Regions from separate parts of the Homo sapiens genome. Here region 2 is linked to region 1. The links are chromatin loops, found by intact Hi-C in ENCODE. Cell type or tissue: tibial artery. All regions are shown on one strand. Each heading gives the region's core, and the rest is flanking DNA. Links, peaks and the distances in the headings are about the cores only. Region 1 has its middle 8.5 kb from the start of CRYGN. Region 2 has its middle 34 kb from the start of NUB1.

Evidence for each region. A loop is a pair of places that touch in the nucleus more often than their neighbours do. Peaks named below come from ENCODE experiments on the same cell type or tissue, not always from the same donor. Only the 100,000 strongest peaks of a DNase experiment are listed, where the experiment ranks them.
Region 2: a loop joins it to region 1, with 5 times the contacts of the local background. A loop is called at or near these places in 51 of 110 quality-filtered maps.

Annotation. Positions count from the first base shown.
Region 1 is chr7:151,445,970-151,451,341 of GRCh38, forward strand. No RefSeq gene overlaps it. Among named protein-coding and RNA genes, the nearest start is that of CRYGN, 8.5 kb to the left of the region's middle. RefSeq lists an enhancer at 2,304-2,803 and silencers at 2,416-2,895, 2,694-2,988. In tibial artery, for the core only: a CTCF peak has its summit at 2,850 (motif pointing left); DNase peaks (open chromatin) are centred at 2,874 and 4,252; H3K4me3 peaks cover 1,183 bases; H3K27ac peaks cover 849 bases.
Region 2 is chr7:151,305,276-151,310,647 of GRCh38, forward strand. No RefSeq gene overlaps it. Among named protein-coding and RNA genes, the nearest start is that of NUB1, 34 kb to the right of the region's middle. In tibial artery, for the core only: no CTCF peak of the experiment used is centred there; no DNase peak of the experiment used is centred there; H3K27me3 peaks cover 2,121 bases.

The sequences.
Region 1 (5,372 bases), core at 135-5,134:
TTATTGATTATGTGTGTGTGCCTGTGTGTGTGCAAGTGTTTCTTTGTTTTAGAGACAGAGTTTCACTCTGTCACCCAGGCCAGAGTGCAGTGCCACGATCATAGCTCAATGCAGCCCCAAACAACTGGGCTAAGGCATCCTCCTGCTTCAGCCTCCCTTGTAGCTGGGACTAAAGGCACACGCCCACACCCAGCTAGGTTTTTAAAATTTTTTGTAGAGACGGGGTCTCACTATGTTGCCCATGCTGGTCCCGAGTTCCTGGCCTCAAGGGATCCTCCTGCCTTGGCCTCCTAAAGTGCTGGGATTACAGGCATGAGGCACCATGCCTGGCTGTGTGTGTTTTAACTTGCTATCTATTCTTTTGCTGTGTGTGTGTGTGTGAGTCCGCTATCTGTTCCTTTGCTGTTGTCTATTCCTTGTTGTGTGGGTTCATTTTAGACTTTTCCCAGTTTGTTGCTACTCCCAAACCTGCCCTAATTCAATACAAAGTCATGTGAGTGGGCAATGAGGCCCTTCCAGCCCTTCACTCTGGAGCTCTGGGTGTGTGTGACAGGCTGAGGGGAGGCACTTTCCCAGTAGCCCCCTGCCTCCAGCGTCATCCTAATGCTCTTGGGAGCAGAGTGGTCCTGGGGCTTGGGAGAGGCCATCCTGGGTAGCGTTTGAGAGACAGGACTCAGGACTCCCCTCCAAATTGAGGCTGTATGTGACACCACTGTGTGAGACCCCCAGGTTCTGCCCCCTTCCCCACTTCCTTCTCCATGCCCACTCCCAGCTCCAGCCACTGTCAGTACCAGTGGAACTGCTGCAGGAGCCTCTCAGCATCCCAGTCTGTCTGCTCTGGGCTCCTCCAGACCGTTCTCCACCCACAGCAAGAGCGGCTCCTTTCCCTATATATATATTATGAGTCATTTCAGGCAGCAAATCTACCTTCCAGTTTAAGAAATAAGACATTACAGGCCAGGCAAGGTGGTTCATGCCTGTAATCCCAGTGCTTTGGGAGGCCAAGGAGGAAAGATTGCTTGAGCCCAGGAGTTTGAAATCAGCCTGGGCAACAACGCAAGATCCTGTCTCTACAAAAAAATTAAAAAATTAGCCGGGCATGGTGGCACATGCCTGTGGTCCCAGCTACTAGGGAGGCTGAGGTGGGATGATTGCTTGAGCCCAGGAGGTCGAGGCCGCAGTGAGCCAAGATTGCACCACTGCAGTACAGCCTGGGCAACAGAGAAAGATCCTGTCTCAAAAAAAAAAAAAAAAAAAAAAAAAAAAAAAAGACAAGACATTACAAATGGGGGGCTCCTAGGTGCTCTAATGTGAATACTCACTTAAAACCTATAATGTGATCCTACCTAAAATTGCTCAATGGCTTCCCATGGCCCTTCAAGTGAAGCAGGGACCAGGACACGCAGGACCCTGAGATCAGGCCTCCTGAGATGTTGCACCCATCCTGGGGTGCGGTCCCAACACCTGAGCTGAGCTTCCCAGGGCTCAAGGACCTGGTCTCGCTGCCCGCGCCTCCCCCCAGCCCCACTCCCCAACCTCTCTCGCCAGCGGGTACCATCGCATCTGTGTGGGCGAGGCGCTCAGCGCTAGAGCTGTGGACACCAAGGAGGAGGCGCTCAAAAGATGTTTACAAACGGGCTGGGCGCGCTGGCTCACACCTGTAATCCTAGCACTTTGGGAGGCCGAGGCAGGAGGATTGCTTGAGCCCAGGAGTTCGAGACCAGCTTGGGAAACACGGTAAGACCTTGTCTCTACTTAAATTATATATATATATATATACACACACACATACATATACATGAGAGAGAGAGAGACCGGGTGAGGTGGCTCACGCCTGTAATCCCAGCACTTTGAGAGGCCGAGGCGGGCGGATCACCTGAGGTCAGGAGTTTGAAACCAGCCTGGCCAACATGATGAAACCCCGTCTCTACTAAAAATACAAAAATTAGCTGGGCGTGGGGGCAGTCACCTGTAGTGGCAGCTACTCGGAAGGCTGAGGCAGGAGAATCGCTTGAACCCGGGAGGCAGAGGTTGCAGTGAGCTGCGGAGGTTGCAGATCGCGCCACTGCACTCCAGCCTGGGCGACGACAAAGCGAGACTCCGTCTCAATATATATATTTATTAAAGATATTTATAAACGAACAAAAAGTTGGAAACACTTTGCATACCAAAGCTCAGGCGTGGGCGAGAGCGGGGAGACTAGACTCCGTCCGCGGTCCAGGGCTGCATGGGGCAGCGATGCCCGCTCTGCCCAACGCTCCGCTAGCGAAGCGCAGTTCGTGGTCGCCAGGCCTGCAGCTCCCGCCTGGGCTCCGCGCTTCCGCACCGGGCTGCGGGTTCCTCTCTCCGCCTCCTGCGCCGGGTCAGCCCCGGAGGACACTGATGAGTGCGTGAATGAGTAAGGGAATAAATGCGCGAAGGCCAGCACCGCCAGGCTGCAGCGCCGGCCGAGGGCCCCAGCGGAGCTCGGCGGGGGTGCGGGGCGGTTCCAGGAGCCTCGCCCCCTGCTGGGGACCCAGCTTGTGCCCTGGCGTCGTGGCCGCCGGCAGGCAGCAAGGAAGGGGGTGTAAAGAGCCCGGTTAGGCTGAGTCCCTGCCCTTCCGAGGGAGCCCGTCTGCGAGTGAGCCCGTCTGCAAGTGAGCCCGTCTGCAAGTGAGCTGGGCCTGGGCCTCTGCAGGGGTCGCCCCGCCAGCCCGGGCCCCCTGGCTGCGCCCCGTTTCCAGCCGGCGTCAGGGAGGGGGCTGCAGTGCTCCGGGGGTCATCGGATTCGGGCGGGGAAGGAAAGGCGGGACGTCTGCGCCCCAGAAGACAGTCCCCGGGTCTCCCACCCTGAAAGCCAGCGAGGTTCGGGTAAATGAAAGTTGCTGAAGCCTGACCCCTCGTGGTGGGCACAATCACCACACGCCCCAGGGCGGCCGCGGGAGGATTTAGAATTAGAATTATTATTGCCGTTATATTTGTTTAGAGATGGGCTCTCCCTATGTTGCCCAGGCTGGTCTTGAATTTCTGGACTGAAGCGATCCTCCTGCCTCAGCCTCCCGAGTAGTCGGGACTACAGGCGGGTGCCACCACATCTGCTTAGAATTATAATAAATTCGAATTCTCATAGTGCTTACTTATAGCCAGCACCAACTAAAGCTTAACATATATTAAGTCATTTAATTCTCTCAACAATCCTAGGAGGTGGGTTCTGTCATGATCCCCATCTTAGAGTTGTGGGGAGTGAGGCCCAGCCTGCATGAGTAGCTTGCACAAGGTCACAGGGTCACACAGCAAGCAGGCAGTGAAGCTGGGATTCGAATCCAGAATTGGTGCCCTTAACCTCTACAGAGAATTATAACGCACACGTTTCCTCACCTTTGTGCAGTTCTAAAAGCACACCAGCTTTATCTATTCATATTCTTACTTTATTTTATTTTATTTGAAACAGAGTCTCACTCTGTTGCCCAGGCTGGAGTGCAGTGGCGCGATTTCAGCTCACTGCCTCCTGGGTTCAAGCAATTCTCCTGCCTCAGGCTCCCGAGTAGCTAGGACTACAGGTGTGAGCCACCACACCCGGCTAATTTTTGTGTTATTAGTAGGGACGGGGTTTCACCATGTTGCCCAGGCTGGTCTCGAACACCTGACATCGTGATTCGCCCCCCCTCAGCCTCCCAAAGTGCTGGGATTACAGGTGTGAGCCACCGTGCCTGGCCTCATGTTCTTATTTTAGATCTCACTTCACTTCCTTCTTCCTCACCTAAGTCATCAACACATCCTGATCGAATGACTCAAAGGCTGAAAATATGCTCATCCTTTAAAAGCTACCCATCAAAGTGCAAATTAAAAGCACAATGAGACATCACAAGTGTCGCTGAGGGTGCTGAGCAAGTGGGACTCTCACTCACTGCTGGGGGGTGTGTGAAATGGTACAGTTACTTTAGTTTTTTATAAAGTCAAGATACGCTTACCATGTTAACTGACAATTCCACTCTTGGTGTTTACCTAACAGAAGTAAAAACATAGACCCCCAGCTTTGCACATGTTATAGCAGCTTTATTCATCACAACCCCAGCCTGGACGCAGTCCAGGCATCCACCAATGGTCGAATGATAACTACATCGTAGTTCATCCATACAACTGAATGCCACTCAGCAGTAAAAAGGAACAAACCCTCGATACACGCAATGGCATGAATAAATCCCAGAAACATCCGCTGAGCCTAGGAAGCCAGACGCAGAAGCCTGCACGCTGGGTGGCTCTGTGTGTATGAGACTCTGGACAAGATACAGGGCTCTTTGGTGCCAGACAGCACACCAGCGGCCTCCTGGTCCAAAGCTGGTGGTGGCAGAGATGGTGATTTTCAGACACAGCACAAGGGAATTTTTTGGGGTGATAGAAAGTTCTATATTTTGATTGTGGTGGTAGGCACACAGGTGGATACGTTTGTCAAAACTCATCAAAGTTTACACTTAAAATGATTGAATACAGTAATCTCAGAACTTTGGGAGGCTGAGGCAGGCAGATCACCTGAGGTCAGGAGTTCGAGACCAGCCTGGCCAACATGGGGAAACCCTGTCTCTACCAAAAAGTATAAAAAATTAGTCGGGTGTGGTGGCGTGCGCTTGTAATCCCAGCTACTTGGGAGACTGAGGCAGAAGAATCGCTTGAACCCGGGAGGCAGAGGTTGCAGTGAGCCAAGATTGTGCCACTGCACTCTAGCCTGGGCGACAGAGTGAGACTCCGTCAAAAAAAAAAGTGAACACATTTATAGCACAATCTGACAAGACTTTAAGACAAGAATTTGGGGTGTTCAGAGAGATAAGCAAAGCGGTCATCTAAAAAGGACAAGAAAGCCAGGCGCAGGGACTCACAGCTGAAATCCCAGAGATAGACTCCATCTAAAAAAAAAAAAAAAGAAAGTATAGTTCTCCGATATTTCTTTTACTCTTGAAGCAAAGAAGAGCTCTCTCCCGCCAAGTTGATATTACAATCCATAGTTTTAATTTTCCTTTTTGCAAGAACACATTTGAAAGACTGTAACTAGTTAATAAACTTACCAATACATCTTATCACTAACTGCACTATTGTCTCTGAGATCCTGTACCCTCCACCTGGGTTTCTCTCCTCTTCATGTTGAAGTATGTCTTTCAGTTACTCATTTAGTAGTAGCCTCTGTGTGGTAAACACTCTCAGTCTTTGCTTGTTTGAAATGATTGTAAAGTCTCTTCTGCCACAGTCACAGGTTCCAGGGATTAAGACGTGGACATCTTTGGGGGTCACTATTCTGCTGACCACAGGGAGCAGGAGTGAAGCTTCTGAGCCAGGGGCCCCAAGCCAGGGCTCTTCTCAGCACCAGCTGGGCCTCAGCAGGGAGACAGCCAGTGCTCTCC
Region 2 (5,372 bases), core at 204-5,203, 140 kb before region 1:
CAGATGTTTATGGCTATTTTATCACCAAATTCTTCCCCAGCTGTGTAACTCTCCTTTTGATAAATTCCTGTCCGATAGTCTGTTCATTTCAGTGTTTTGAAGAACTCTTTCCCGGGGCTTCTGCCCTGCAGCCCAGAGAGGCCCTTGCCTCCCTCTTGGTTGGCCGACCCTGGTTCCTGGATCGTTTTTCTTGTTTCTTCCTTTATTCTCCCATTTTAATTGAGTACGTCCTTCCATAGCTTCCTGAAAAAAGATGCTTGAGAGGTAAAGTTTTGAGAGCTTGTATATCTGACCCTGTTTTTATTTTACCGTAACACTTGCTTGGTAGCTTAGCTGGGTATGTAATTGTTATCCGGGTATCAGTTTCCCTCAGTTTTGGTTTTTGATTTTAGAGACAAGATCTCACTCTGTTGCCCAGGATGGAGTGCAGTGTTGCTCACAGCTTTGCAATCTTGAACTCCTGGGCTCAAGCAGTCCTCCCACCTCAGCCTCCCAAGAAGCTGGGACCACAGGTGTGCACCAGCACACCTGGCTAATTTTCTAAACTTTTTTTTTTTTTTTTTTTTTTTTTGAGATTGGGTGCCTTACTTTGCTTCCCAAGCCAGTCTTGAACTCCTGGCTTCAAGTGATCCTCCCACCTTGGCCTCCCAAAGTGTTGGGATTACAGGCATGAGCCACTTCACCCAGCCCCCTCAGAGTGTTGAAGGCATGGCTACCTTCTAGTGTTGTAGATGAGAAGTCTGAGGCCACTCTTATCCTTCAGCCTTCCTATTACATCTATCTATATGTAGGATTGGAAGCTTGTAGAGTCTTCTCTGTGCCCTCAATATCCCCAGAGTTCATGACAGTGTGCTTTGAATGGGCCTAATTTTACATTGTACAGAGTATTTGGGGCATTCTTTCAATATGTATTTCATAACTTTCAACTCTGAGAATTCAGGAGAGAAATTAGAAGTAGAAGATAAATCCAGGATGTCCAAGTTGGAGTTTTGGGAAAACGAGTATATAATAGGAAGGAAGTTATTTGTAAACATACATGAAAATTTCCCAGAACTGAATATCCTGTCTGCAGATTGAAAACTCTGGTAGCATTTAACACGGTGAGTGAAATGACACCCACAGCAAGGCACGTGGTGGTGGCATTTTGTGGTTTGTATGTTTGAAGCTGTGTTTAAATATCACATAGAATATGATTTGAACTTCAATATACAGTCCAGGCAATAAGTATTGTGGCTGAGATGGAGGAGAAGTTGATACTGTTTGGCTGCATCAAGATACATTCAGGAGTGCTGGGCGCAGTGGCTCACACCTATAATCCCGACACTTGAGGAGGTCAAGGCAGGCGGATCCCTTGAGCCCAGGAGTTCGAGACAAGCCTGGGCATCATGGTGAAATCTTGTCTCTACAAAAAAAAAAAAAAAATTAGTGTGCATCTGCCATTCCAGCTACTCGGGAGGCTGAGGTGGGAAGATCACTTGAGCCCGGGAGGTGGAGGTTGCAGTGAGCTGAGATCACACCACTGCACTACAGCAGCCCGGGTGATAGAACAAGACCCTGCCAAAAAAATATAAAAAATGTATCCAGGAAGGCTTCATGGAGATGAAACTTCATCTGGTTTGTAAAAGATGGACAGACAGCAGGGCTGGAATCTCTCAGGGGCAGGAAACACTGAGCTTGTAATGACCCCCGAGGTGTGTGGGTGACTGTGCCCTGGGTCAGGTGATGGGGCTGGCCCAATACTCAAGATAAGGGCTGACGTACAGAAGGTATCCCTATTGTGAAGGCTGGTTGAGCCACCCTCTGCTCCTAATCTGAGACATCCCATGGAGAAAACAATGGCCTCACTGTATTCACCTAAGCCCAATCACAGCCAAGAGGCTTGAGCAGCTGAGGCCCACCAGGTAAAGATCGAAAGACCAATAAGCAGGTAAAGGTAGGGACACATCCTGCTTCCTCCAGGGAACTGAAGGGTGGAGGGTCCTGCTGTATAGGTCCCCTTGTGGGGATTCACCAAGCCCTCCCTGTGTTCCCCATAGAGTCGGAATCATGGCACCAGAAGGGACCTTAGAGCCACCCAACTTCTGAGCAAAGGCCAGAGGGAGGTGGGATTGGCCCAAGGTCCCGCTGCTCATTGGTGACAGGGCTGGGTTTAGAACCCATGTTTCTAGACCCTCACTCCCTTTGTCCTCATGGGGAGGGGCAGCCTTTCAGGAATAAACACTCAAAGACATTCATCTGCAGGTCATCTGCACTCAGCTCGGGGGCATCGCAGGGCGTCCGGTTGTGGGAAAGGGGACAGTGGGCCAGAGGGGAGGGGTTGCCATTTGCAGTTTGACTCAGGATCTGCATTTTGAGCTCCTGTTGAAGATGGAATTGCTCAGGGTCATTACGCATGCTCTCCAAATGTTCACATCTCCCTGTTCTGTATTTTCTGGGTCAGGGTCCTCAGGACTGTCCCCTGCCTGAGGGCCCTGAGCAGCCCTGGGGGCAGACGCCTCCCAGAGAGACACAGAGCCAGGTTCTGTTCAGAAACGCCTTGGGCTTCCAGTTTTGCATAAAGTTTGCTGGTAAGTGAGGCTGGCAGCACTTCTGAGGCTGGAGTCAGCTCCGTGGAGGCAGGGCCCTCATCTTATTCATCCCACCTCCCCTCAGAGGCTGGCACAGTGCTTAATACACAGAATGGGCCAAATACCCTTGTGGAGAGTAGCCGGCTCTTATGGGTTAAGTTGTGTCCCCCAAAAGATGCCAAAGTCTTAACCCCCCATATCTGTGAGTGTGACCTTATTTGGAAACAGGATCTGTGTAGATGATTAAGATAAGTTGTGCTAATCCAATATGGCTGTGCCCTTTTAAAGAAGGGAAATTTGGACACAGAGACAGACAGGCACACAGGGAGAACGCCATGCCATGTGCAGATTGAGTGAGTGAAGCCTCTGGAAGCTGGGAGGGAGGCCTGGGACCGAGCCTTCCCTAGTGCCCTCAGAGGGGGACTAGCCCTGCCGACACTATGGTCTCCAACTTCTGGCCTCCAGAACCAGGAGACCATACATCTCTTTTGTTCAAGCCAGTAGGAAGCCCCAGGAAACCAATGTATGGCCCAAAACACTGCCTGGTTTCCGCCTCCTGCTTGCCAGGCTGGTCTGTCTGTCTCCCGGCCTGCTGTGGATGTTTGCAGCCCAGCTGCCAGGGAGCAACATCAGTGAGACTGGGGTCATGGGTCCTGTGCCCCATGGACTGCATGTGGGACCCAAGCACTCAGCAGCCTCCCCAACCCATGTGCCTCAGCAAGGGGAACAGCTGGTGGAAGAGAGCGCCCTGGCCAGGGTCGCGGAGGACTGGGCCTCTATCTAGTTCCATTATGAGGCAGGGGTCCCTCCATCCTGCTTTGGCTCTGTGACCCAGTCTCTGACCACTTTCTTATTTAAGGAAAGACAAATAATTCTTGTGCTCCACAAGTCCTTGCCAATTTAATGTCATTTTCATTTGCAGCCTTTTAGGCTATTTAATTTGTAAATTTCCCTCAATAATTCCAGCAACATTATTTTCAGAGCCCTGATTGCAGCATTTACATTTTTTAGTATTCCATGAACCGCACTCTGAGATGTGTGGCTGCAGCCATCATCAGGGTACAGCCAGAAAGCACCCCAAGGGTGGGCGCCCTCCCATCCTGCCTGCAGGCGGTGGCTTGCTGGCATCTGTGGGAACTGCCCGTGTCCATGTGCTGAGAGGAATGACCTGCAGGAATGGGTCCCTCTGCACCCGCTTCCAGGACTGCCCGCCAGCGTGCAATTCCCCATCTGCTGCTAAGACCTTCCTGGATCAATATCCCTCATCTGGGTCATCCAGGGAAGCTTTTGCACGTGGTTTCACACTTCTCAATTCCAAGCCCTGAGGGGCTGGTTATTCTCCTTTCTCCCCACCCCACCCTACCCCAGGTTCATTCCCAGCGCTCTGGTCTGCTCTGTGTCTCAGGGCTGGCCCAGCGGGTGCTCAGGGTGAAAGGAGAGGGGCCGTGTCTCCGAAGCTCCCTCCCACCTCCTTGCCAATCGTGGGCAGCAGCCACGTTCCTCAGGCCACTGTCCCTGTTTTGTGATCTAGCCTCAGCAGCCACCTCCTTTATTGTTCGAGGGGGCTGGAACTGGCCCTGCAGCAGCCTCTGGAAACCTCAAAGCTACATCATAACCAAGCAAGTCTGTGGAGTCCCCACCTCCTTTGGCCACTAGCATCTGGCCTGTGGTCTGGGAGGGTGCAACTCACAGATGGAGCTTTGACATGTGTGGGTCCTGCCACAGCCAGGGAGGCTAAAAGAGTGAGTGTCTGGCATTTCCTGCTTGTACAGTGGGAGGTGATTTATGCCTGGTAAGAGGGTTTCCCTAGATCCATGAAGACTGAAGATATGTGATGATAGATGAAGAACTTCCGGTGTTGGAAGCCTTAGTGAGTGCCAAGGAAGTTCCGTGTAGCCCAGAAAAACTGAAAAACCATCATAAGTTCTGACTTGTCTGTAGCAGACCGTGTTGGAAGTGCCAACTGCATATCCCTTCAGCAGAGTAGACAGGGCACATCTTTTCTTTTTTTATTATTTTGAGGCAGGGTCTCACTCTGTCACCCAGGCTGGAGTGCAGTGGCATGATCATATCTCACTGCAACCTCGACTTCCCGGACTCAAGTGATCCTCCCACCTCAGCCTCCCTAGTAGCTGGGACTACAGGCATGCACCACCATGTCTGGCTAATTTAATTTATTTATTTATTTATTTATTTATTTATTTATTTATTTATTTATTTTGTAGAGACAGAGTCTCACTATATTGCCCAGGCTTCTTTTTTGATGGGAATGGTATATTTGATAAAACTTGAATACCACCTTTTAGCTACAATGTTAAAAAATTGTTTTGCAACATTGTAATAAAACCAGTGAGAAACTGTAGACTCTAGATTTGGTTGTACAAGATACCTTCTTTTGTCATCAATTTGAAATTAATGAAATCTGGAACAAAAGTAATAAAGATGACAGATAAAATTGATAGAGGTTATTTGGACATTGAGAAGCAAATTGTAACAAAACCCTTTCCAATCACATAAAAAGCAGCAATTGATTCAGGAGAAATGATACATTTTGAATAGAAACAATGAATAAGCTTTTGGGTTCTTTGATAAACCAATGAGTGAATCCTAAGAACATACAGGAAAAGGATGGAACTTCTTTACAATTTGACATGAAATGCTGACATTGAGGCAACAGTGTTTGTAGAGCACCATGTCACAGAGGACACCCTGCCATGCATTCAAAGGGTTTTTAAGAGTAGCCACTAAGCACAAAACCCATGAAATGCCCTGGAATCTTAAAACTCATATATGAAACTTGACAGG